4 separate regions of the Homo sapiens genome follow, and regions 1, 3 and 4 are each linked to region 2. The links are chromatin loops, found by intact Hi-C in ENCODE. Cell type or tissue: sigmoid colon. All regions are shown on one strand. Each heading gives the region's core, and the rest is flanking DNA. Links, peaks and the distances in the headings are about the cores only.

Region 1 (5,000 bases), core at 1-5,000, 98 kb after region 2:
CAAAGTTATGACTAGGCAGTCAGGATGCCTACACTCACTAACTCACTATATTTGTACTTCAAAAATTAATCTCCTTTTCTCACATTCTAACTCAATAATATATGGAGGTATATTCATAGTAAAGCCTATTAAGCAGAAACAAGTTATTTTTTAAGGATGATTATAGAAACTATGTTTCAGAACCAAAACATGTCCTTCAGGACACTCTTAGGGACTTATTAGAAATGTCCTATTCTTTGAAAATTTTCATAGTTAAGTAAAGCTCTTCTAGGAGTTCTCTTCTGTAAACTCCCCCTCCACATGCAATGACCCAGCCACAGTCCCCCTGACACACATACTCATTTATTGGGGCAATATAATTTACATTTTAAAAACCAAACAAAGGTAAATACACTTGGGAAATTCCATGAAACCTGAACAAATAACTGTGCATGAGTCATAGGAAACAGCAATGGAAGAGGAAGTGTCTAAATATCAGAAAACAGATGTTCTCACAAATAAATCTAGTTGAGATTTAAGTAAGTGGCTCTGAGCCTCTTACCACATAATTGTTTTTCCTAGTTTTGAGTAAGGACAACACAAACATTTTGGGATCAAAACAATGTGAAGATTTAAAAAAGAACAAGAAAGCAAGGCAGAAAAAACCTTCACAAATAAATGATTAATCTCTGTCCAAACGGCAGCTGTCCTTATTGAGCATCCACAAGCTTGTCTGCGAGTGTAAAAGGAGGGAGAAAGGACCCTGCCAGGGCCGGCCAAGAGCGATGCACCTGCATTTAACCTGTGGTCTCCAGCCTCCTCTTCCAAAAGAATGAAGCTATAAACCTTCATTCTTCTGGTTAAAAAATACAATACAGATTCAAATAATACTGGCCAAATGCTGGCCTTTCAGAATTGACAGAAATACAAATGAGATAGTGCATGTGAGGGTGGTTTGTTTCCTTAGAAGTTATTTACCAAAATAATAAAAGATCTTCTTTCACCCTTTGAACTAAACCAAAACCCTTTTTTGAAGCTCCTAAAGAATATACTGTTTTCTTTTTCAATATGCTTTAAATCTAATGTTTCTACAATCATATTAAAAATGAAATCCATATATGCTCAACATGTGAGAAACATCTATTTTTTTTATGGGAATTTTTGTTTTTTTGAGACGGAGTCTTCCTCTGTGGCCCAGGGTGGAGTGATCTTGGCTCATTACAACCTCCACCTCCCAAGTTCAAGCAATTCTCCTGCCTCAGCCTCCTATGTAGCTGGGGTAACAGGCACCCACCACCATGCCCAACTAATTTTTGTATTTTTAGTAGAGATAGCGTTTCACCATGTTGGCCAGGCTGGTCTCGAATTCCTGACCACAGGCGATCCACCCACCTCGGCCTCTCAAAGTGCTGGGATTACAGGAGTGAACCACTGCGCCCAGACACCTTTATGGGAATTTTTACTTGAGCCACACCATAACGGAGAAAATCAGGACAATCCAAACCAACATCCACCCCCCTACCTGTAAAAAGCATAATAAAATTAGGTGGTTGCACAGAGATAGTTTCCTTTATCACTTCCCTAGAGTTTTTACTGAGATTAACAGGCTTTGTACTTCTTTTTTCCATCCCAAGATGAAAATGACCCACACTGAGGGACTATGTTTTCTGGCAGCAGTGAACGACGGCCTCTTCTTTGCCACTGAAAGTGAGCAAGTAACCACAAGTTCGTGTATGTCATTACCGTGATTGCTACACCCAACTGGAAAAAGAATATTCCTACTGTGACTCCATTAAAGTCTTTTCAAAGCAAAATATAGCATAGAACAGAAAAATGGACCTTAGTTCTTCCTTGGGCCATCCATTGACAAGTCAATTTTGTTACAAATAGTACCTTGCATACACATTATCACAAAACGTGAAAAATTAAACTAGATGTAAGTTTCATATGTTTTGGTGGGGTGGTAGACAATGCCATCTTCAAAAATTTCTTATATACAAGAAACTTGTCTTTGTCTCTAAAGGTGCTGGGAGAACAAGAATAAGAAGAAAATTAACTTCATTGCATTCCTTTTTTATTAACATTTATGAATTACCCAGTGAAAAATATAAACACATACTTTTAATGTCCTAAAACCTCAAACGTGTAAAGCAATGTTTTACTTTTAACTGAGTAACTTTGGGACAGGACAATTGTGCAACAAAATTACCTGGCAGAAGATCCAAATTCTTTGTCTTCTATGTAAGCTACTAACCCAATTCTTGACGAGACAATGTGATGAAAAACAGAAGTCAATATAAAAAAGACTCTTCTCAACAAGTGGGGGATCTTTATTATTAAACACTGTTCACTTTCTGCCAATGAGCAAATATACCAAAACCTCTTACCATCCCTGCCATCATCATGTCCTGGTCAGCGTCATCTTGTTTTCTCTTTAGCTCTTTTTCTGCTTCCTGCAGTTGCTTCAACATATTGTTCACCTCATTATCCAGATCTGTAACTTCTGCAAAAGTTCTTTCAGCTTCTGCCTTGGTGCTGGTGGCATTCTAGGCACAAAAGAAAATTGTACTTTTTTTAAAAAAGCTTTCCTTTTTCTCAAGTATGCTCCCGCTCCTTTTATAATTTATAAAATGTCTTAAAAATATAATCCAGAAATAATAATATATTGATTTATACTATCTCATGACTTACATTATCAATTTGGGTTATAAATAATCATAAAAAAAATTACTACCCACATAATAACATTTTGTATTTTATCTAGCACTTTCATTTGTATCCTCTTCTTTAATCCTGGAAACTTCTGTTCTATTATTGCTATTTTTAGTTGGGGTCATACAGACAGCAAATGATAAACATTTAATGGCATACACTTTCTACGACATCATATTGATTAGATGCTTTCGCTGAGGTAAAATTTAAATTCAAAGCTAGCTTGGTTCATTCTTGGCAGTTCATCATAATGTACAAAAAGACCACAATCCTGAAATATGAGTATTTTATAAAATATAATTAATCCAAAAGCCAACTGTTCTAAGGAAACTAAGAGGTTTCTCTGATTCTTAAATACCTAATTCTAAAATTGCTCCAATCTCTCTTTTAAATAAAACAAACAGATTGACCTTGAAATAAGAGAAAGCCAAACTAAAAAACATTATTCTTGAAGATGACTTCAAAGAATCCTAGCAATGGCAGCTATGGGAAGTCTCTCCTAGGAGTGGCTTACATATGGCAATATACTTGAAAGGGGGACTTGAAAGTTATATTGATAAGGCACACTACATAGTATTGAAATAAATACCACCTGTCTAGGTCAAAGAAGAATGTTTATTTAGAAAAAGTCTGATTTTTTGTGGGAATGGGCTCTATAGACCTCTGAAGCCAGACCTCACACTGAGACATAGTAGAAATTTTAGAGTAAAGCACCCTTTTACTGAGTTCCCCTCCTCAATGTGGATACCTACTCTCATGCCTAGTCAAAAGAAAAAAAAAAAGACAAATATGGTTTAAGACAATTTTACTGAAGTTCAGGAAAAAAATCTGCAAGGGCTCTGAGGGTCTGGAAAGAAACTGGAAAGTGACCAGAGAAAGATATGGGCAGGGACTCTTGGAGAAGAGGAAACGCACACCTTTTGGACAGCGCTCGCGATCCTCTCCGCCTCATGGGCCTTGTTCTTGGCCTCTGTGGCATCCGCCGCAGCACTGCCCAGGGCCTGCTGGGCTTCTCTGGTCTTTTCATTGGCTTCAGTGATGGTCTGGTTGATGGCAGGAATCTTCCTTAGTGCCTCCTCTGCGGCCGTCTTGTTATCGTTCACACGCCTATCAAAATCTGAAACAAGTTCAAGGACACATTTGAGCTAAACTCCCAACAAGTAAAAAGGGGGCCTTTCAGGGAGTTCCAACTGGATTTTGTTTTATGAACAATGGAAGTCAGGGTAAAAAATGGAAGAGAGCATGGGCTGAAATTTTAGAAATTACACATCTCTACAGAATAGGTCTCCCAGTTAGTGTTATAGAAATGTTCCGTTTCTGGAAATAGAATTCTTACTTCAACAATGTGCTTTAAAATGCAGAGCGCTGAGCATCCCATTACCACTACCTCAACCATTATTAAAAGCTGCAATTTATTTAGTGTTTACTGTGTGTCGGGTACTGAGTTAAGAGCTTTGTGTCTTTGACATAAAATAGGCTGTATCATTTTTATAAGAAAATTGAGGATTAAAGAAGTTACATGACCTGTGGTGCAGGGTGCAGGGTTTTGAACCAAGGCCCACTGACACCAGAGTCCATATTTTGAACTACTACTTTTTTTTTTTTTTTTTTTGAGAGACAAGGTTTCACTCTGTCACCCTGGCTGGAATGCAGTGGCACAATCACTGCTTAGTGCAGCCTTGACCTCCTGAGCCCAAGGGATCCTCCCACCTCAGCCTCTCAAGTAGCTAGGACTACAGGTATGTGCCAGCATGCCCGGCTAATTAAAAAAAAAATTTTTTTTTATAGAGATGGGGTCTCACTATATTCCCCAGTGAGGAACTGGTGTTCAACTCCTGGCCTCCAGTGATCCTTCCTCCCGAAGTGTTGGGATTACAGGCCACCGTGCCTGGCCCATATTTTCAACTAGTACCCTGTAAAGCATCCTGTAAAGCTTCTCTATTTATAGAACCTATGACTGTTTTATCAGACAAGAATTCACAGTTGCTCAGTGAATTGGTCACATTTCTCTTCTATCTGGGGTGAAGAAAAAAAAACAACAACAAAGAATCAGATGCCACTGGCAGAGAAAATGAAAGATAATCTCCATTTACCTATATAAGTTCTCTAAATAGGCATCTTGGTTATGTGAGTTTGCCTAATAAGAAAACATCTTTAAAAAAAAATCCATACTGAAGTATGCAGGGATAAAATGACAGGAGCTCTGGGATTTCCCTTTGAAATACTTTAGCATAAAAAAAGTAGGGAGTTGGGGATGAAGTAATAAATATGGTAAAAGTCATGATTAAAAAAAAAAATCACTCTAGTGG
Region 2 (5,000 bases), core at 1-5,000:
GTCACCCAGGCTGGAGTACAGTGGTGTAATCATGGCTCACTGCAGCCTCGAACTCATGAGCTCAAGTGATCCTCTCGCCTCAGCCTCTCAAGTAGCTAGGACTATAGGCACGTGTCATCATGCACAGCTATTTTTTTATTTTTTATTTTTTGTAGAGATGGGGGCCTCACTACGTTGCCTACGCTGGTCTCAAACTCCTGAGTTCAAGCGATCCTCCTGGCTTGGCCTCCAAAAGTGCGGGGATTACAGGGATAAGTCACCGTGCCTGGTCAGAGAGCTTTTGATTATTCTTCTTGCCATATTTATTCATATGGTGGGCATTCAATACATCTTTATTGAGTGAATGAATTAACAAAAGAATACCTCTCTCCCACTTTTTCCATTCTGTAAGAGCTGCTGTGCTTCTTCTTTCCAGTTTCCCAGATTCTTCTGTGTACGCTTGAACTCATCCATATGCCTGGTTACCAGGCTTGAGAGTGAATCCGCTTTTTGTTTGATCCTCTTTGCTTCTTCCACCTATGAGCCCAAAGAAACCAGGGAGTCTGACTTCTGCTTACCAGTTACCACACCAGCCTTGTTAGGACCTGGCACCATTGTTTGAAAATAGCAACAGCCTTAAGAAGCCAAGAAAATAGTCACTAGCCATCCAGGCCCAAAACCTAACAAAAATGAGTCAGTATGCCCAATGAAAGTAAGGCAGCAGGTCCCCTCAATGTCAAACAGGCTTTGTCTCTGTTCTTTTTCATTTTTTAAATGTTTACATGTTAGTTTATATATTCATGGGAACATATATCCATGGGGATTGTGAATTTTTTTTTCTATAGGTAGTAAACAAAATCTTCTTAATCGAATAAGTTTGGAATTGTTAAAGGAACTGATGGCAGAAACAATGCAAAACTTTTGAGAAGAAGTCATCTCAGAGTGGCTATACATAGAGATATACTATAGGTTGGACTCAAGCGTAAACAAAAAAACTTTATAAAAATTTTCCACAGGTTTCAACAATCCCCAGAACTAAGGAAGATACATAAAACTTTTATCCAGTAATAGGTTTAGCATGGGTCAAATCCTTTCCAGAGACTAGGATTGTGGTTTAAGAACAAGCAAATGGGTAATGAGAAGGCTAAATACTCTTCCCACTCTAAAACAGAAATGGTCAACATGGAGAAAAAGCTGAATGTTTGAACAATATTATGGCACCCCCAGAAAAGAAAGTATTTATGGCCCTCCTGTATATCAAGCACACAGGCCAGATGCCCTCACCTGAAAGGACTGATCACTGACTCCCTGAAGCCGAGACACTGAATCCAGGAGGCGGAGACTGTGCTGATAAGACCTATCTGCTTCAATTTCCGCTTGAGTGGCCTCCCTTGTCAACTGCTGGGCCAGGGACTTGGTTTTCTCCAATCTGGTGTTGGGGGTGGGGAGGGGGCGGTAATAAAAAGAGGACTTTGAGAATTCTTTTTTTTTTTTTTTTTTGAGACAGGGTTTCACTCTGTTGTCCAGGCTGGAGTGCAGTGGCGTGATCACAGCTCACTATAGCCTCATCCTCCCACGCTCAAGCAATCCTCCCAATTCAGCCTCCCAAGTAGCTGGGACTACAAGAGTGAGCCACCACACCTGGCCCCCCCTTTTTTTTTAACAAAAGCAAAATTTCACCCTGTTGTCTTGAAAGTATGTAGTTAGAATAACCAGAAGAACCAAACAAAATTATTTATCAGATACTTGTCCCTCTCCACTAAACATAAGCCTTTTAATTTACACAGGTTGGGTCAGAAAAATTCAATCCCAAATTCCCCACTTCTTGATAACAGAAATATATTTCTGTATTTTTATATCTCCCCATGCCATCAGATGGGTTTATTCACACCCTTCAAACACCAGAGGGTGACCATACCTCCCAGTATTGTAATCTCAATCAAAACATTAATTTTATTTAGACTAACCAATCTTTTTTTCTTCCAGTCTTAAAAATATCTGCTTTTCCCCAAAGTAAAACTCCCATGATTTCGGCCCTCTTATTATCATTAATAATATGTTTTTTACAACTAGCATGGTGCCCCTCAAGTACGGTTAGCATTTTGCCCTGGGAGTATCCAAGGTATAATGAGCCACGGGAGGACCCGTAGGAACGTACTTTTCCACAAGCCCTTGCACCACAGCACCGTCCGGGCTACCGCTTCCGCTTCCGACTCCTTCATGCAGGGCCTTGCGCACCAGTGAGAGGGCTTGTTTGGAATAGTCCTCAGTTTCCCTTGTCAGTTGCTCCATGTTACTGGCTGACTCAACGTGGCTGAAAGGATTAAAAACAAAAGAATAAGAGTTTTCACGCAAAGGGCTTCCTTTAGGTTGTTCAGTTACACGAAGGGCAAAGAGTACGGGAGCTGGTCTGATTTAGAAAAACCCTACAGAACTGACTCAAATTACATGGAATTAGAGGTGCTGTCAAGAAGCAGAAAGTGTTTTGGAGAATTCGCCTTATGTCATAGACCTTGTAGTGATCTTTTCCGTTTATGGCATAATCACTGGAGTCCCGGAGCGGGGTGGAGTGTGGAGATGGGTGGGAGCAGTCTCAGGTGATAAAACACTGCATCTGTAAGCTGTTTGCTGCAGGAAGAAACCTCTAGGTCTTATTTCACCCAGGATCCAACCTTTACGCACTTTCGCTTCAGCTCTAAACTGGGCCCACCACTAGGGGGACAAAGCATGTCTATAAAAATTCCCTGGATACTTTTGGTTCCTCCTGGTTCTAAAAAGTGCTTCTTTAAAAAAAACCCAAAGAAACAAAATTAAAAACGAGCTCAGGAGGCAGCTCATGTTACAAAATATACAAATCAGCCCTCTTCCGCTGACTGAATTCCACTTGGGATTAACAGAGCCTGCCACCCTGCTGAGCAGACCGCTACCAGCAAACCTCTTAAACACCGTAGGATTTCTAGTCAGAGCCAAGGATGAAGGGAGCTGCGTGTTATCATTGGGGCCCTGCAGAGCCGGTTTTCAGGAGGAAGTTCCCCCTCTGCAGTCTTGGCCCCCACAGGCTAAAAAACAACTCGTTGCTACTTGTTCCCAGGCTTGGTGTGGGAGTCCCTGAAAGCTGCAGAGCTTTCTCTTCCAAGGGCTGATTCATTTCACGTGGCCCGAGGAATCACATCTGACATACAACACAGCCATACTGTGAGTCATAGGGAAATGTGGGAAAGAAACACCCTCACCCCCAACTCCTGCCAAATGACCCTGCCCAGTGGCCACTTACATACAATAAAAGCCAAGTGGTTAAAAACTGGTTTCAAGGTAGGGAATGGCTGCAAAGGAGCCTGGAGAGAATAAATACGATGCTTGGGTCCCTAATACCCTACACTCTTATTCAAGTCTGGCCTTGCAGAGACGGCTTGAAGCAGAGGTGCCCTCTAATGCTGCTCACCTTTCTGCTAATCTTGTGGCCTCCTGAGCCAGACTTTTAAAGCCATTTGGCCCCACGTAGTGGTCTGAGGCAGGAATGTTCTGTGGGAAAAGGAGAATCGGTTAAGGCGAATCGGTTAAGGCTTTGCACTTGGCCATGGAACTTAAGCAGGTGCATCTGTCCTGTCAGAACCACTTGTCATTAGCCACACAGGGTTCCACACCCTGACACTTACACCATGCCTCTATTCACCATTATTCTATTTTTAAAAAGTATGTATAGGCCGGGTGTGGTGGCTCATGCCTGTAATCCCAGCACTTTGGGAGGCCAGGGCGGGTGAATCACCTGAGGTCAGGAGTTCAAGACCAGCCTGACCAACATGGTGAAACCCCGTCCCTTCTAAAAATGCAATAATTAGCCAGGCATGGTGGTGCATGCCTGTAATCCCAGCTACTTGGGAGGCTGAGGCAGGAGAATCGCCTGAACCTGGGAGGTGGAGGTTGCAGTGAGCCGAGATCGCACCATTGTACTCCAGCCTGGGCAACAAAAACAAAACTCCATCTCGAAAAAAAAAAAAGAAAAAAAAAGTATGTATAGACAAGAGCAAAGAAATCCAAGTTCAAAAAAGTCTGTATATAGATATAGATGCATTAAAATATATATACATAAAAAAATCCAAAACAACAACAAAGTAAAATAAAAATTCTTTTCCTGCTGGAAGCCAAAAAAAATAAAAATAAAAATATATACATGTACATTTTTTATATGAATTTAAAGTCCAGTAGAATATATTCCAAATTTTAACAGTGGTTATTTGATAGTAATGGGATCATAGAGAATTTTTATTTATTTTCTACAACAAACATTTCTGTAATAAAGGAAACAATCAATACACATTATTTTTAATGTGACTTCCTCATTATAGTATCTGATTATCATTCCACTTCCTCTATTCATCTCCCACCCATCCATTTACATTATTGTTACCATAACCTTCTTTATTCAGAAATAGAAGAGTGCTCAATCAAATCTCTCCCTCCTACCACATTACAAACTACATCAAGAAAATCATACTGGCAGCATTTTTTTCCCATTTTCAAAACCATGTCTTCCTTCCTTCCTTCCTTCCCTACTCTCTTCCTTTGTTCTTCTTTCCCTCTGTCCCTTCCTCCATCCTTTCTTCCTTCTTTCCTTCCTTCCTTTTTCATTCATTCATTCATTTATCCATTCATTCATACACTAGAAATTTACCACAGCTATACACTGTGTTGTAGGCTGAGAAAGTAAATATGAACTAAAGTAAATCCTGCCCTCTGGGAGCTAACAAGCTAGGAGATATGCAGAAGGGAGGTGAGGCAGGGCCAAGATGAGGATGTAGTTAGAAATAAATGAACTTAGGAGAAGAACATAATGCAGTAAAATAGGAAACTTCAGAAGGCCAAAGACATAAATAGATGTGACTGTTGCAAGGAAAAGAAGTCCAACAACCTGTCAGGTAGATCAGAAACAGAAAGTGAGCCACTGAGAGACAGAAATTGAGTCAGTGAGATCTACAAGTAGGTCTCCCAACACAGCAGTATTCTCAATACTCTAGCCCAGC
Region 3 (7,941 bases), core at 1,730-6,729, 84 kb before region 2:
AGGCTGCCAATGAATGGGATATGAGGGTGAAGGGTGAAAGAGGAAGCAAGGATAACTCCCTGGCTTCTGGCTTCAGCAGCTGGGTTCTAGGTGGTGTCACCATTGCAGGGAGGGAGGAAGTGGTGGTGCAGATTTAGGGATGAATATGAAGAATCTAGTTTTGTGGCCAGGTGCGGTGGCTCACGCCTGTAATCCCAGCACTTTGGGAGACTGAGGCGGGTGGATCACCTGAGGTCAGGAGTTCGAGACCAGCCTGGCCAACATGGCGAAACCCCTTCTCCATTAAGAATACAAAAATAAGCCTGGCATGGTGGCTCATGCCTGTAGTCCCAGCTATTCAGGAGACTGAGGCAGGAGAATCATTTGAACCTGGGAGGCGGAGGTTGCAGCGAGCCGAAATCGCGCCACTGCACTCCAGCCTGGATGACAGAGCAAGACTCCATCTAAAGAAAAAAAGTCTAGTTTTATGTGTATTGAGATGTTTGTGAGAGCCAGCCAAGGTAGAGATGTCAAGCAGATAATTAGATTTCTGAGATTAGGGCTTGGAGGAGAGGTCTGCAAGGTAGTATAAATTTGGGAGATGTCAGCAGACAGATGGTATTTTAAATCATGGGACTGCACCTTAAATAGTCTCAAGTGTTTGGGAGGGCCTTAGGCTTTGCTGTGTGGTCCTGAAAATTTCATCCTATGATTTGGGTATGGGGAAGAGGTTAGGCTCCAGATCGCTTATTGAGGGGCCATTGGGACCCAGGTAGTGGATCACTGATCCCCTGAGAGCTGCCGCTGCTCAGTCTGTAGACTGTTGGTCTGGTAATCTGTGGGAGCTCTCAGCTGGGGATAGCAATTGGGACAGGCCCAGCTTTGGAGGAGCAGGAGTAGGAGTGGGGAATAATCTGCCCAGCTGGATGGGTCAGGTGGAGGAGGATCGTTCTAGATGAGAAGAAGGTACCTAGCCCTAAAGTTTCAATTGTCCTTTGAGCCTCAAGGCTGCAGGTGCAGTACAAGGTAATGAAGAAGTAGAGCATGAGGCCCCCATACCCAGGTCTGACAGCCTGGGACCATACACACCTGAACGTATTCTCCCTTAAAGGAAATCACAGTCAAATGACATGATCTCTCACATTTGCAACCCTTGTGAATCCAGAAACCCATGTAATTCAGACTCAGAGGGGTGTCACGTTCAGGAAAGTCTGTTCAGTCTTTACTTATAATTTAAAAGGAATTCGGTGTTTAATGTGAGGGTTATTAAAGGCATCCAAATATCTAGCCCAGGCTGGGTGCGGTGGCTCATGTCTATAATCCTAGCATTTTGGGAAGCCAAGGCTGGAGGATCACTTGAGCCCAGGTGTTCCAAACCAGCCTGAGTAGCAAAGTGAGACCCTGTCTCTACAAAAAAAAAAAAATTTTAAATTAGCCAAATGTGGTGGAACATGCCTGTGGCTCCAGTTATTCAGGAAGCTGAGGTGGGAGGTTCGCTTGAGCCCAGGAGGTCGAGGCTGCAGTGAGCTGTGATCGCACCACTGCACTCCAGCCTGGGTGACAAATCGAGACCCTGTCTCAAAACAAAAACAAAACAAAACAAAACAAAAACCAAAAATCTAGTCCAAGTAACATTAAGTAACATATTTGTTTCTTTTTCTTCCTTTTTTTTTTCTTTTTTTTGAGATGGAGTCTCACTCTGTTGCCCAGGCTGAAGTGCAGTGGCACAATCTTGCAATCTCTACCTCCCAGGTTCAAGCTATTCTCCTACCTCAACCTCTGGAGCAGCTGGGATTACAGGTACATGCCACCATACCCAGCTAATTTTTGTATTTTTAGTAGAGATGGGGTTTCACTATGTTGGCCAGGCTGGTCTTGAACTCCTGACCTCAAGTAGATCCACCTGCCTCGGCCTCCCAAAGTGCTGGGATTACAGGTGTGAGCCACCGCGCCTGGCCAAATATTTCTGTTTCCATTCAAATACCTTACAGACTAAAGCTGCTCTGGCACTACCATTCTCAAACCTCTTTCTCTTTCATCTAAATAAACTCCTTTCCTACCCTAGCCTCTGAGGCTTCCTCTGGTCCTGCTTTTCTTTCTCTCTTAGCCCTTTATTATGTATATGGTTTGGGCTTCATGAACATAATAAAGGAAAGAGTAAAGGAAAATAGAAGGGAGGAATTTATCCTTTTTGTATGTGGGGAAAGACGTTTATGAAATTGAGTTGAAATTAAAGGATTCCGTCTGGTGGGACGAAGGAATGGGCTTTTTCACTTCAGCACACACATGTAGGTGGAATTACACTTCTGTAATCGAATTGCAACTGCCCCTAAATCTTGCAGTATTGTTCTTATTAAACCAATTTTATAGAGGAGAAACCTAAGGTTCAGATATGAGGCCATCTACCCCAAGCCACATAACTTTAAAAAGACACAGAAAGGACTAGAATTGCTTGCCAAAGTGGCTGAGAAATCAAATTTGCCAGTGAAAGAAATAAAAAGGGATGACTTCTCTCTCTTTCTTCTCTTCTGTTCACCAATCTCCCCTACTTCCCTTTTGGCAACAGCAGGACAGAGGCAGTTCCACTGTTTGGTAAGGAAAGAAACAAAGAACTGTGACCTGCTTGGCTCCTAGTTTCTTTATCTGTAAAATGAAGAGGTTAGGACAGATGACTTTAGATCAACTTCTGTGAATGTTGGTGTAACCCAGGTAAAACATAGCTGTCTCGTGACCCAGTCCTAACATCATGATGTACTCAGAGAAACAACTGTCAGGTATCCAAAAAGTAATTCACAAAGAAATTTTATTTATTCTTGAGATGGAGTCTCGCTCTGTCGCCCAGGCTGGAGTGCAGTTGATCTTGGCTCACTACAACCTCTGCCTCCTGGGTTTAAGCGATTCTCCTGCCTCAGCCTCCCGAGTAGCTGGCATTACAGGCACCCGCCACCACACCTGGCTCATTTTTTGTATTTTTAGTAGAGACAGGGGTTTCACCACGTTGGCCAGGCTGGTCTTGAACTCCTGACCTCAGGGCGATCTGCCCACCTTGGCCTCCCAAAGTGCTGGGATTACAGGCGTGAGCCACCGTGCCTGGCCAGAAATTTTAATCTCTGCCAAAATCTCTCAAAGAATACCAAAAGGATGTTCAACTCAAACTAGAGCAGCACTTCAAAAACTTTATCTTTCTCTGTATATTTCACATATACTACCTCTGAAATACTATCACCTCTCTCCTCATTCCTAACAATTCTCTCTAAGCCCAGAAGATTCTCATCTTGTTTCTCCTCTCATCTCATCCTCAGGATCTATTTATTTCTCCTTCATCAGGAACTCAGAGTTAATTTTTAGAGGAAATCAATTCACCTTGTCTGGTTTCACTCAGTTCGCTCCTTTCCCTTTACCCTAGTTCAGCCAGAGAGACAGCAGCTATCCCAGAATTCCCCGCCATGGGCAGAGAAGGGGAGAGGCTGTTAATAGTGGTGAATAAATGACTTTCCTACCATAATGAGATAAGTCCAGAAAAACGGGAATGAGAGGATGGGAACTGCAGATGCTCAAAGACACGGCAGATCATGGAAAACTCCCTCCCAGGGTCATCTTAAGTTGCATCCCACTCTCAACCCCACAGCTATGGAAGTTCCCCAATTTCTGACTCTTGTCAGATGGAGGAGGAATATCCTGCCGGTTTCCCTGCTGAGGACACATAGAATAGTGGAAACCAAAAAATAAAGGAAGAGAGAAAGAGAGAGGGGAAGAGAGAGAGAGAGGCAGAGGAGAAGAAGGAAAGAAGGAAGAAAGGAAGGAGGGAAGAAACCAAGGATGGCACTGTCACCATGGCAAGTGGAAGCTGAAGGCAGGCCTGGCCTTGGCCAGAGGCGCTGCTGAGAAGGGAAGGATGACCAAGAGTGTCCCAGCCTGCTTGTGACTCTCCTGCTGCCTCTGAGAGAGCTGGCTCAACCTCGAGAACATTGGGGCAGTTCTTGGGTTTTCTAAACAGTGGCATATATCATCTCACTTAAACTTTACAACTGCTTGGAAATGTAGGCACTGTGCTGAAGTGATCTTTTTATAAGTCATTCTCTGGTGTTTATAAGTCTGACTGGTGTGTAAATGCCTCCAGGGCAGGACTTTCATTTTCTAAATTCTTGTATTCCTGGCACTCAGCACGGGTACACAGTAGGTGCTCGATGTTGGCAGAATGGAAGTAACCGGAGCAGATTTTTTGGGGTGAGTCAACTGAGCCCCCAGCCAGTTTCCAGTGGAGTCAGGACTGGGCTCAGCAATCTTGACTTCTACTTCAGCATAGCTTCTGCTGCAGCACAGTGGTAGGTAGTGTGTATGTGGGGGTATGGGGCATGCACACGCCTGTGTCCCCACAAGACAGTAGCATTGCAATGAGGAGAATGCAGGGGCTCTGAGTCCCTATATGATTCCCATTTCTGCCCTTATAAGCAAGTCCTTAACTTCTCATCTATAAATTGTGCTTAATGATACCACCTCCAATAGAGCTGATGTGATGATTCAATAAATAATAACAACAAAATAATGATGTTAAAAATCCATAGCTGGCTTGTACTTCTTTGCCCTTGGCTCTTTCCTGCCCCAGGCTCCCAGGCCCCAAACCTCTGCTCCTGTATCGGATTTTAGGGAGTTCAGCAAAGGTAGAAGTAGAGGTCAGCAGTTTGGGACTTGTTTGATGTGTGTCTCTACAAGCTCTCAGCAGATGGAGCCCGTGGCCTCTGGCTCAAGGCAGGAAGGACTGAGGGTTTTTCCCAGGGAGAGCAGGGTTGTGCAATGATTCTGTCCTGGCCTCCCTAAACCCTCCCTTCTCAGTTCTAGAAACTCTCTGCCCTCAGAAATTCCTCCCCCATCGTCCTGTTTGGGGGATTTCCTTTCTCAAGGCAAACACAATGAATCTCTCTCTGGTTTTGGAAATCCAAAACTGGCCAGGAAAAAATCTTGCAGAGCTGCCCTGACTTCCGAGCACAGAACTCAAGTCATTCCTCCCCACCTGTGGGCCATCACCTCCGCAGTCCCTCTCCTCCCATCCCAAAGACAGAGCCCCATTTCCTCATCTGGCCTGGACTTTTTCTCTAACAGACTGTAGCCTGCAGACAGGCAAGAGGACTTCAGGCTGGGGCACAGAAGTCCCAGTGACACAAAAGTGAGAGGAGGTCTTAGGATCCAGGGCTCAGGCCATGTCACTGGGGTCCCAGGGCCTGCTGGGGAGGTGAGGCAGAGACTTCGCTAGCCTAGGCCGGATGTCTGGGAGTCGAAGCCCAATTTCCCACTGTGTCAGTGGAACTCAGAGCTTCCATAGGGCCATGAGCTTACCTCTGCCCTTAGAATAACTGTTTGTGAAGGCTATAGAACAGTGCCCAGAACATAATAGACACTCAGACGTTTTGGCTATTACAGCTCCTTTAACACTGTATTGTGTTTGTCTGTTTGTGTATTTGTGTCTCACAGTGGGTGCACCACCTGTGACTCTAGTGCTCAGCATAGAATCCAGCCCATAGTGGATGCTAATTTAAATATTTTTTTCTTTTGGACACTGGTCAAGAATCTTTGAATAGCCCCTGTCATTAATCTGGGTAGAAGCCTTTCCCTCTGCTAGTGTCAAAAGCCCTGGGGTTAATAGACTTGGGTGGGGGTTCATGAATCCACTTCCAGCCCTTGGGGTTATCTTAGGCAGTCTCTGGGCCTTCACTTCTTGGCCAGTAAAATGAGAGGAAAACAGAGTCAACTCTAAAAGTCTTCTCGGCTTCCAAAGACTGGCAAGAGGTGACTTGATTGTAGGTGATGAGGGAGTGGGTAAGAGAGTACATAGAAATCCATGGGTCAAGGCCAGGCATGGTGGCTCATGCCTATAATCCCAGCACTTTGGGAGGTTCAGGCAGGAGGATAGCTGGAGCCCAGCAGTTCCAGACCAGCCTGGGCAACATGGTGGTGAGACCTCATCTCCACACACACAAAAAATATTTTAAATTAGCTGAACATGGTGGCTGAATGCCAGCTACTTGAGAGGCTGAGGCAAGAGGATCGCTTGAGCCCAGCAGGATCACTTGAGCCAGGAGGTAGCCACTGTACTTCAGCCTGGGTGACAGACCCTGTCTCAAAAAAGGAAAAAGAAAAAATCCATCAGTCAGGCTCAGGGTATGCTGGAGGATGTGGGCTGAAATACGGGGGGATGAAACTGAGCCTACTTTCTGGGATAAAACGGCTGACCAGCCAGGCCCACCCCACTCTGAGGCTGCCACTTTTGAGGTATGACCCGACGGTTCCCATTTAGAAGAGTCTACTCCACTTTGACACAGGTTACTGGAATTCCCATTTTAGAGACATTCTTCTGGGGAGAGACATTGGGGGCTCTTATTAAAATGTATGTGGATCAGGTAACATTTATCAAATGTGCACAGGTCTAGTGATTAGTAGTGTCTGACTACTAGGTAACAACTAGCTGAGGGCATGGGGGATGGAGATCTGGAACACAGGCATGCCAAGGATGCTGACTTAGAGTCCCAAAATGCAGGACCGGAGGAAAACACCTCAATTTCTATAAGTGGAAAGAAGGGGAATCAGATAAAGGGTTATTTCCAACACATTTTACCTAGTGAATAATATTCCCTATGGCAAGCTCTGCTTACGTTCACTTACCCAATGAATCAATGTTTGCTGAGTATCAACAATATAGAAGGAGCCCTGGTAAGGGCTGTGGGGGAGGAGCTGAGGAAGGCAGCAAGCTGGATGAGACACAGTGCCTGCCCTCCAGAGGGAAGTAAAGTGCCCAGTCCCTCAGGCCCCCGTGCCTGGACAGCTCAGGGGACCGAGGTGCCTGGTGGGGGGCTGGCGAGCCCTGGCTCTGCAGCTGGTACTGCAGCAGCCCAGGAAGAAATCCAGGGCTGCCGTTTGACTCAGCATCTGATCTCCACAGACATGAAAGAAAATGGGTCAGAAAGAATGTGTATGGGGAGGTGAGGGGGCATGGATTTTGCTCTCTTTTCAAGCTGGAGGGCCTGCAGGAGACAGAGGGGCCAGCCCTCTCCTCTTAGCTCCCCACCCCACAGAGCAGCCATTTATGTCAGGGAGGAGTTGGGGGCAACAGACCCTGGGTGACACAGACACTGAGCCCTGCCACCCTTTCCCTCTTCATTGTTCGCATGGCTCTCCATGACCTGTGCCAAAATGAATTCCAGATTCCAGGGAGGAAGTCCCTGGGAACTGGAGCACTCAGGGTCAGTGGGGACTCTGGGCCTGTGATGTCACCTCCATTCCCAAGGAGAGCATGCCTCGCTGCCTCAAACATCCTGATGTGCAGAGGATGTCAGGGATGGACAGAAACAGCCCAAGAACAGAGGTCCTGGCTGACTCCTCTCCCAAGGTGGGTGTTTGATTTTTAGTAATTAAGGAGAAAAAGCTCTAAGAATCAAAAATTAAAGACTTTTGTTATTCTAAATTTGTTGGTTTTTTAGTTCATGGGCTACTCATTTTATTTTTTTATTTTTTTACTTTAAGTTCTGTGGTACATGTGCAGAAAGTGCAGGTTTATTACATAGATATACACGTGCCATGGTGGTTTGCTGCACCCATCAACCTGTCATCTACATTAGGCATTCTTTGCTTTTTTTTTTTTTTTTTACACGGAGTCTGCTTTGTTGCCCAGGCTGGAGTGCAGTGGCATGACCTCGGCTCACTGCAACCTCGGCCTCCCAGGTTCGAGCAATTCTCTGCCTCAGCCTCCTGTGTAGCTGGGATTATAGGTGCCCACGACCATGCCCGGCTAATTTTTGTATTTTTAGTAGAGACGGGGTTTTACCATCTTGGCCAGGCTGGTCTTGAACCCCTGACTTCCTGATCCACCCGCCTCGGCCTCCCAAAGCTACTCATATTTTAAAAGTAGTTTGGATATGATGTCTTTAATTTGGATTGAATTACACACACACACACACACAAGCGCACACA
Region 4 (7,941 bases), core at 1,180-6,179, 55 kb after region 2:
ACTGTTAATTTCCCCATTTTACAGACAAGAAAACACAGGCATGCGAAAGTCAGGTAACATGCTCAAAGTCACACTGCTAGTAAGTTGCAAAGCCAAGGTTCAAAACCAGGCCATATGACTCCACAATCCATTAGCTCTTTGTTACGTCAGATTAAAAAGTACCATAAAAAACAAAGACAAATTCACAACACTGAATGAATTCAACATGCAATCAAAAGTTATTTATCAATGACCATTATAACCTAGCCAGATTGTAGACTATTGGCCTACATCGATAAATTCAAGTCACAAAAGACTCTGAACAAATATTTCTAATTTTTCCCAAGATGTTAGTTCTGGAAGGACTGCCAGAGGTCATCTGGACCAGGGGCAGCAAATGGGCACAGGCCCCTGGGCACCAGACCCACCAGCAGCCTCTTTTATGTGAACAGTGCAGGATTTAAAACATATTTTTAAAATGTAAACGCCTTAAGGCAGGCACTCCCCAACTTTTCTCAGTTCCCACCTCTTCACATTGCCTTATTCTGGGCTTCTCCACACATCCAAACAACTGTCTGGCTCAGGCTTGACGCCCCTGCTCTGGCCTCATCCCTTACCTTGCTCAGGGACAATATCGACCCCTTTTACCAATCTGAGAATTCTTCTCTAGTGCATTCCTGAGGTTAAGAGAGTTCTAGTGGCCAAAAGTTGAGGCTTAGGCAGGTTCCCAGGGCCAAATCCTGGCTTCTATTCATCAAAGCAGTTACTTTGCTTTCTGTGATCCTTAGTTTCTTAATCTATAAAATGGAGATAATATTAAAACACTTACCTAGTAGGGTTATTAGAGTTAATGAATTATCTAGGGCTCAGAACAGCACCAGGCACATAATATGTACTATACAGATATAGCCATAATAAGAACAATAATTATTGTTTTAAAAATTATTATTATCTCTGAGTGAGCACTAATCATTTTTCTGTTGTTAAAATTACTAACAAACACCATATGAGAAAGATGAAATTTTTGCTTCAATCCATCTAATTAATTATTGAATCATTATTTTACAATTTTGTGGAACTCTTGGCCTAATCCAGGTTCATGCCCGTATTACCAATAATTACTTGGATGCTATTAATTATTTCATATTTTTGCTGCATATCTGGAAATTTCCTTCACATACAGATTTTCTTACCAAATGTTTCAATTTTTTTTTTTTTTTTTTGAGATGGAGTCTCACTCTGTCACCTAGGCCGAAGTGCAGTGGCACAGTCTCAGCTCACTGCAACCTCCACCTCCTGGGTTCAACCGATTCTCCTGCCTAAGCCTTCTGAGTAGCTGGGATTGGTGGCAGGTGCCACCATACGTGGCTAATTTTTGTGTTTTTTAATAGAGATGGGATTTCACCATGTTAGCCAGGCTGGTCTTGGACTCCTGACCTCAAGTGATCCTCCCGCCTCAGCCTCCCAAAGTGCTGGGATTACAGGCCTGAACCACTGTGCCCAGCCTGTTTCAAAATTTGTGAAACAGAGCAAGACTCTGTCTCAAAAAAAAAAAAATTGTGAATTTAAAACTTCACTTTCAGACAGGTAGGGATCTTACATTTCAAGGAAAAGGTAAAGGTAAAGATTTAAATGTATTCTTAGGATTACCTTTAATTAACACATGGCTTTTCAAAAAAGCAAAAACAAAAATCTATTTGCTTTTCCATATGGCCCAAATAAATATATATTTTTTCAAATCCAGACAAAAGTCAACTTAATACTACTCAGTAACAAAAAGGAATAAACTACTGATACATACACAGCATGGGTGAATCTCAAAGCATTGTGCTAAAACAAGCCAGGCACAAGAGCCCAGATACTACGTGATTCCATTTAAATGAATTCTAGAAAAGGTAAAACTACAAAGCAAGAAAGCAGATCAGTGGTTGCCAGGGACAGGGACTGACTGCAATGGGCCATGAGGATACTTCTGGAGGATGAAAGAAATATTACTGTGGTCAAAAGTAATCAATTGCTGGTGAGGCTCAGTGGCTCACACCTGTAATCCAGCACTTTGGAGGCTGAGGTGAGCAGATCACCTGAGGTTAGGAGTTTGAGACCAGCCTGGCCAACATGGTAAAATCCCATCTCTACTAAAAATACAAAAATTAGCCGGGACTGGTGGTGCACACCTGTAATCCCTGCTACTTGGGAGGCTGAGGCAGGAGAATCGTTTGAATCCGGGAGGCGGAGGTTGCAGTGAGCCGAGATCATGCCACTGCATTCTAGCCTGAGCGACAGAAAGAGACTCTGTATCAAAAAAAAAAAAAGAAAGAAAAAAGGCCAGGTGTGGTGGCTCACACCTGTAATCCCAGCACTTTGGGAGGCTGAGGCGCATGGATCACGAGGTCAGGAGATCGAGACCAACCTGGCTAACACGGTGAAACCCCGTCTCTACTAAAAAAAAAATACAAAAAAATTAGCCAGCCATGGTGGCAGGCGCCTGTAGTCCCAGCTACTTGGGAGGCTGAGGCAGGAGAATGCCATGAACCCAGGAGGCGGAACTTGCAGTGAGCCGAGATCGATCGTGCCACTGCACTCCAGCCTGGCCGACAGAGCGAGACTCTGTCTCCAAAAGAAAAAAAAACACAAAAAAAAACTCTATTGTACACTTAAAATTGGATTGTATACAAAATGTCTCAATAAACTGATATAAAAAAGAGAAAATCTCAAAAGAATATATTTCATAATTCAGATACTTTAATTCAAATGTGCAACCTCAAAGCAACCACTGGAAACATACCAGTGTTTGCATAAGTTGTGTGATAAAACCAGGCCTGACAAAACCATCTCTGCTGGTTTGGATCAGCACTAAGTGGCCAGCTCAGACCTTTGGGCAGAGACATCACCCAAGCATTGCAGGAGGAGCCCTCTTCTGGAAACCTGTTTTGGCAATTTACAAAAAGTAAAAGATGCTTTTTGAAATGTTTGCATAGGAGCATGAATTTTAAACCCATCTCAGACTTTTGTTCTAGAAAGTGAGCGCTTGAATTTTCATCTGATCCTCCCCAAATTTGTCCATTTAGAGTGTAACTCCTTGTGTTGGTGAGGATAATGCTCTACGTAGAAGTTCTCCAACCACAGAGCGGAAAAGGACTGGGGCATTCCCACCGGGTGTGGCCAGGAAGGCTGAGGCCCTGGAAGTCCCCTTTGTTCATTGTTGCTTTTGCAGCTCACAGTCATCACCCAGGGGACTTTTCTTTCTACAGTGCTGTATAAATCATTTCACAGAATGGTCATCTCCCCACCCAACCCCCCAAATAGAATTATAAGTAACATGTTGATTTTTCCCTTGAGTTCCATCATTACCTTAGTTTACTTTCAGAAGGAATGTCTGGCATGTCATCCTCTTTCAAACTCACTTATGATAAAAACTGAAGTACTGGCTGTTAACATGCCAGCAATGGACAGGGCTGTTGGTCCCAGTTCCCTGCCTTTTAAAAAATCTCCCCAGATAGTTCTAATTATGTCAGCATTCACATTACAATTTTAAATGTAAAATATAGCAATCAGGAAAAAAAAATTTTTTTAACTCCCCTTTGTTCTTAATTGGTAAAGGAAAATGTCCATAAATGGAAATGGTTCAGTGTTTCCTGGATCGTCTGGGTAAATTCTCTGAGGCTGGCCAGACTCCAGAAAACAATGTTCTCTGAAGCAAAACCCTGGCTGAAGTGGCAAGCTTCCATTTTATGCAGAAACATATGTGGTGTGCCCACAGCTAGTTTTCAGGGAGCGGTAGAGGCCAGACCAGAACTGAAGTAATGCCGTTTATTTATTAAAGGGACATGATCCTTTTTCTGTGGTTGGCTGATGGTACACCTGGGCCAGAGATGTGGTGGGAAATCAACACATGAAGAAGAACTTCATTTGCATCTTTTTTGGTGTAGCTATTATAGACAGAAATATTCAAATCAATTAATAGTTAAACAATACAAAAAAATGAGGCTGGATGTGGTGGCTGACGCTTGTAATCTCAGCACTTTGGGAGGCCAAGGTGGGTGGATCAGTTGAGATCAGGAGTTTGAGACCAGCCTGGCCAACACAATGAAACTCCGTCTCTACTAAAAATAAAAAAATAAAAAATAAATAACCCAGGCGTGGTGGCATGCACCTGTAGTCCCATCTACCTGGGAGGCTAAGGCAGGAGAATCACTTGAACCTAGGAGGCAGAGGTTACAGTGAGCCGAGATCACGCCACTACACTCCAACCTGGGCGACAGAGCGAGACTCCATCTCAGACAAAAAAAAAAAAAAAAATTGGGAAGGAGCACAGAGAAGAGGGGCATAAGCTGATAGAAAGCAAAATAGACACAGAAAAAAATCAGAACAAAACAGAGGACAAAAGATTCTGAGAGAGGGACATTTAGTAGATTTCAAGGCTGTGTCAGTTGTTGTGTTCCCTTAAACTGAAATTTGGGCATCCGTGCATCTGTGAAATGTTGATTAGTAGATGAAACATTGCCCATGGTTCCTCAACCATGCTTATGCTTGGACCATAGATATTCGAATTTGAATGAGAGGCAAAGGAGACCACTGCAGTGAAAATCTTGTCTCCATTGCAGTGGTGGGGGCCAGGGCTGTATCACATGCAGCCTTGACAAGATAAACTAGAAATGAGAGGTGGCTACCCTTAGATCAGAGATCCTACCTTTGCCTTTGTAAGGAAGAAATGAATTCAGGAAACAGTGTTTCTAAATGTATTTCTAAATTTAAATCTGAATTTTTCCACCTTTAATAATTTAAATTACAAAGTCTGAAAAACTCTATAGCATTTAGAAACCTGTCCTCTGCCTTTAAATGGGAAACTTTGGGTGTGTTTTCAATGTCTGATAATAATCTTGACAATTACAATACTAATAGCCAAACTGTAGTGAATATTCTGCATACGCCCAGCTCAGTGATGAGAGCCTTTATAGGGATTATGGAGTTCACTGTTCACCACCATCCCATGAAGCAGGTGTTATTATTATCCTCATTTTGAGGTTACCCAGGCTCCCACACAAATCCACACCGATACCTCTCTCTAGAATTATTATTCAACTACAATATAAAAACAAATTAAGCCACTCACTGAACAAATACGCTCTATAATTTAAAAAATCTTTCATAAAATATGACATGCCTGTTCCTTATAACATACACTGTATGTTCTATAGTCACCCCTCTGCAGCAGGTAAGCAATAAACAAGGTTTGGCTATTAGGGGTGCATTTTCCTTGTCATATTACCTTTGTTATTCTTCAGCATATGACAGCTTCGATTCTTATGCAACATCCTTTTATGTCATCCAATCAGATCTTGCATGGTTTTCTGTTGGTCTGATACCTTAATCCAGATATAAGAGTACGTTATTAAGTAATTCGATTCTTGAACGCCTTAGAACAACTGGAAGTTATTTTCGGCATAGTGATAATAGTCTGAGCTTGTGCAAGAGCTCAAGAATTTAGTAGCTATATCTCCGAACTCAGCTTTTCTAGGGCTGGGTTACACAGAAATCCCCAAACATTCCTGGGTGGTTCTTTTGCAGGAAACTTGCAGATTGGTTATTCCACTGCGCTCTAATGATGGAGAGAGCTACAAATAATCACAGAAAAATCTAGAGACCTTCCTCACTAACCTAAAAATTTCTCATAGTCTCAATATGTTTATTTAGATTAAGTAGGAAAATTAATTCAGTGATTCAGACAACTTAAACCAAAATGACACATTTGCCTCACCACCTGGCTGTTTTAGGTGAATTTATTTTAGGCCTGAATTATTTGGACAACTATTTCAGTGCTCTGTTTTTTATTATATGAATACAAAGTAAAACAAGGTTTAATTGTCATTGCTTTATCAAATTAACTAATGCCTTTGCTATTTTCTTTTCTCAGGGTCCTCTATTAATACAACCCTTATAATTTACTTCGAAAATTTCAGCTTAAGCAGAATATGGCTAAGTGGTTTTGCAACAAAATTGTTTATATGGAATTGAATACATCTATGTGCCTCAGGTAAACATAAAGTGGTGTGAAAGGAAAATAAATCATGGGACCCCCAAATCACTAAGCCAAAGGGAAGAGTCAAGCTGGGGACTGCATTACACAAACCTGCCTCCCATTTTGTTTCTAAATAAGATAGTTACAAAGATAAAAAAGCTACACACCTCTCTCACAATTTGCCCACTAGGAAATTCCTTGTGGGCCCCAAGATCAAGTTCTGTTGAATTTCACCCTGACAAGGTAAACTGATAGCTTATCTTTATGGGTACGGGACAAAGGACAGAACTTAAAGTTATCCCTCTACTCACCTGAGACAAATGTATATCTGATCACTTCCTCTGCCCTGTATTTTATCTTATGTAAAAATGCTGATTCGCTGAGCTAAAGGAATACATAAGTGACTATTCCTTTACCCACCCTTACATGTGAATGGCTAATCGAAGACTCAAAAGAATGCAACCGTTGGCCTCTTATCTATATACACCTTCAAAACATTCCTTCCTTTTTTCCTAATATCCGCCCTTTCCCCTTTAAATATTGAAGTTCTCAAAATCATTTTTGGAGAAAGGCATAGGTCTGTCTTCCAGGTGTAAGATGCCCTTAACTTTGGCTTCTAAACTTCTAAATTGATTGAGATTTGTCTAAGATACTTTTTGGTTTACAGTGGATTACACTTATGCTAAAAATTCTACACACACATGGATATGTATTACTTGAACTCTAGGTAGAAAATCTCCTTTTAAGAAAGATTTTGGGGGCTTTGGTTGATTCGGTTTTTTTGAGATGGAGTCTCACTCTGTTGCCCAGGCTGGAGTGCAGTGGTGTGATCTCGGCTTAGCTGGGACTACAGGTGCCCGCCACCACGTCCGGCTAATGTTTTGTATTTTTAGTAGAGATGGAGTTTCCCCGTGTTAGCCAGGGTGGTCTCGATCTCCTGATCTCAGGTGATGCGCCTGCCTCGGCCTCCCAAAGTGCTGGGATTACAGGCGTGAGCCACCGCGCCTAGCCAGTTGATTTGGTTTTTAGATTTTAATCTTGCACTCTCTCTCTCTCTCTCTCTCTCTCTCTATATATATATATATATATATATTTTTTTTTTTTTTTTTTTTGAGTTGGAGTCTTGCTCTGTCACCTAGGCTGGAGTGCAGTGGCGTGATCTCGGCTCACTGTAACCTCCGCCTCCCAGGTTCAAGCGATTCTTCTGCCTCAGCCTCCTGAGTAGCTGAGACTACAGGCGTGTGTGTCCAGCTAATTTTTTGTATTTTTAGTAGAGACGCGGTTTCACCATATTTGCCAGGATAATCTCGATCTCTGGACCTCATGATCTGCCCGCCTTGGCCTCCCAAAGTTCTGGGATTACAGGTGTGAGCCAACGCACCCAGCCTATTATCTTTTAAAAGGGGTGGGGCAGGGGGCGGCAATTCTAAATCTTTGGACCGTTTGAGGCCTGATGTAAAACCCATGTTAGAAGAAACTGTCTCATTGTTATCTGCGTGTTAATCTTTCTTGCTGGAAATTTCTGAAGAATTTTTATTAACTTGATAAATACATTTATTTTAATAAATATTATTTTAATGAACTTCCTCTTAGAACCAGATCTTGTCTAATCAGTCAACCACATTGTTGATTTTTCTTCTGGAATACAGACAGAGCTGAAACAGTGATAACAGAAAATGCCATGTTGATTCAGACCAATGTACCCTTACACCGAACCAAGCTGTATCTGACAGAAGCACCAGTGGATGTTTTGGGAGTGGGTTGCTCTCATTACACCAACTTCAGTGTTTAGGAAAACAGTCTAAAAGATCCTCATATTTTCTAATTCACATGCTATGGAATTATCATCCACAAATTTAACCAACTCTTTTAAATATTTTTAAAATATATTTTCTAGGTGTTGTTGGTCTGATAAATAAAATCAACTTTTATTATATTATTAA

The links. A loop is a pair of places that touch in the nucleus more often than their neighbours do. Peaks named below come from ENCODE experiments on the same cell type or tissue, not always from the same donor. Only the 100,000 strongest peaks of a DNase experiment are listed, where the experiment ranks them.
Region 1: it touches region 2 in a loop (3.0-fold over the local background); 29 of 110 quality-filtered maps call a loop at or near these places.
Region 3: a loop joins it to region 2, with 1.9 times the contacts of the local background. A loop is called at or near these places in 7 of 110 quality-filtered maps.
Region 4: a loop joins it to region 2, with 2.1 times the contacts of the local background. A loop is called at or near these places in 14 of 110 quality-filtered maps.

What each region holds. Positions count from the first base shown.
Region 1 is chr1:183,135,194-183,140,193 of GRCh38, reverse strand. LAMC1 (laminin subunit gamma 1) reads right to left here. Exons shown (of 28, transcript NM_002293.4): 25 at 3,609-3,808; 26 at 2,367-2,525. It overlaps LAMC1-AS1 (LAMC1 antisense RNA 1), which reads left to right. Exons shown (of 3, transcript NR_149048.1): 3 at 1,614-1,792. Among named protein-coding and RNA genes, the nearest start is that of LAMC1-AS1, 3.6 kb to the left of the region's middle. In sigmoid colon, for the core only: no CTCF peak of the experiment used is centred there; no DNase peak of the experiment used is centred there; H3K27ac peaks cover 452 bases.
Region 2 is chr1:183,232,868-183,237,867 of GRCh38, reverse strand. LAMC2 (laminin subunit gamma 2) reads right to left here. Exons shown (of 23, transcript NM_005562.3): 15 at 3,422-3,501; 16 at 2,138-2,293; 17 at 1,264-1,408; 18 at 364-516. Among named protein-coding and RNA genes, the nearest start is that of LAMC2, 49 kb to the right of the region's middle. RefSeq lists a silencer at 2,760-3,054. In sigmoid colon, for the core only: a CTCF peak has its summit at 2,698; DNase peaks (open chromatin) are centred at 2,657 and 3,167; H3K4me3 peaks cover 932 bases; H3K27ac peaks cover 1,554 bases.
Region 3 is chr1:183,315,455-183,323,395 of GRCh38, reverse strand. The region is part of intron 1 of NMNAT2 (nicotinamide nucleotide adenylyltransferase 2); the gene reads left to right. Among named protein-coding and RNA genes, the nearest start is that of NMNAT2, 99 kb to the left of the region's middle. In sigmoid colon, for the core only: a CTCF peak has its summit at 4,698 (motif pointing right); DNase peaks (open chromatin) are centred at 4,735 and 5,080; H3K27ac peaks cover 583 bases.
Region 4 is chr1:183,176,195-183,184,135 of GRCh38, reverse strand. No RefSeq gene overlaps it. Among named protein-coding and RNA genes, the nearest start is that of LAMC2, 6.1 kb to the left of the region's middle. RefSeq lists an enhancer at 3,016-3,135. In sigmoid colon, for the core only: no CTCF peak of the experiment used is centred there; a DNase peak (open chromatin) is centred at 3,675; H3K27ac peaks cover 979 bases.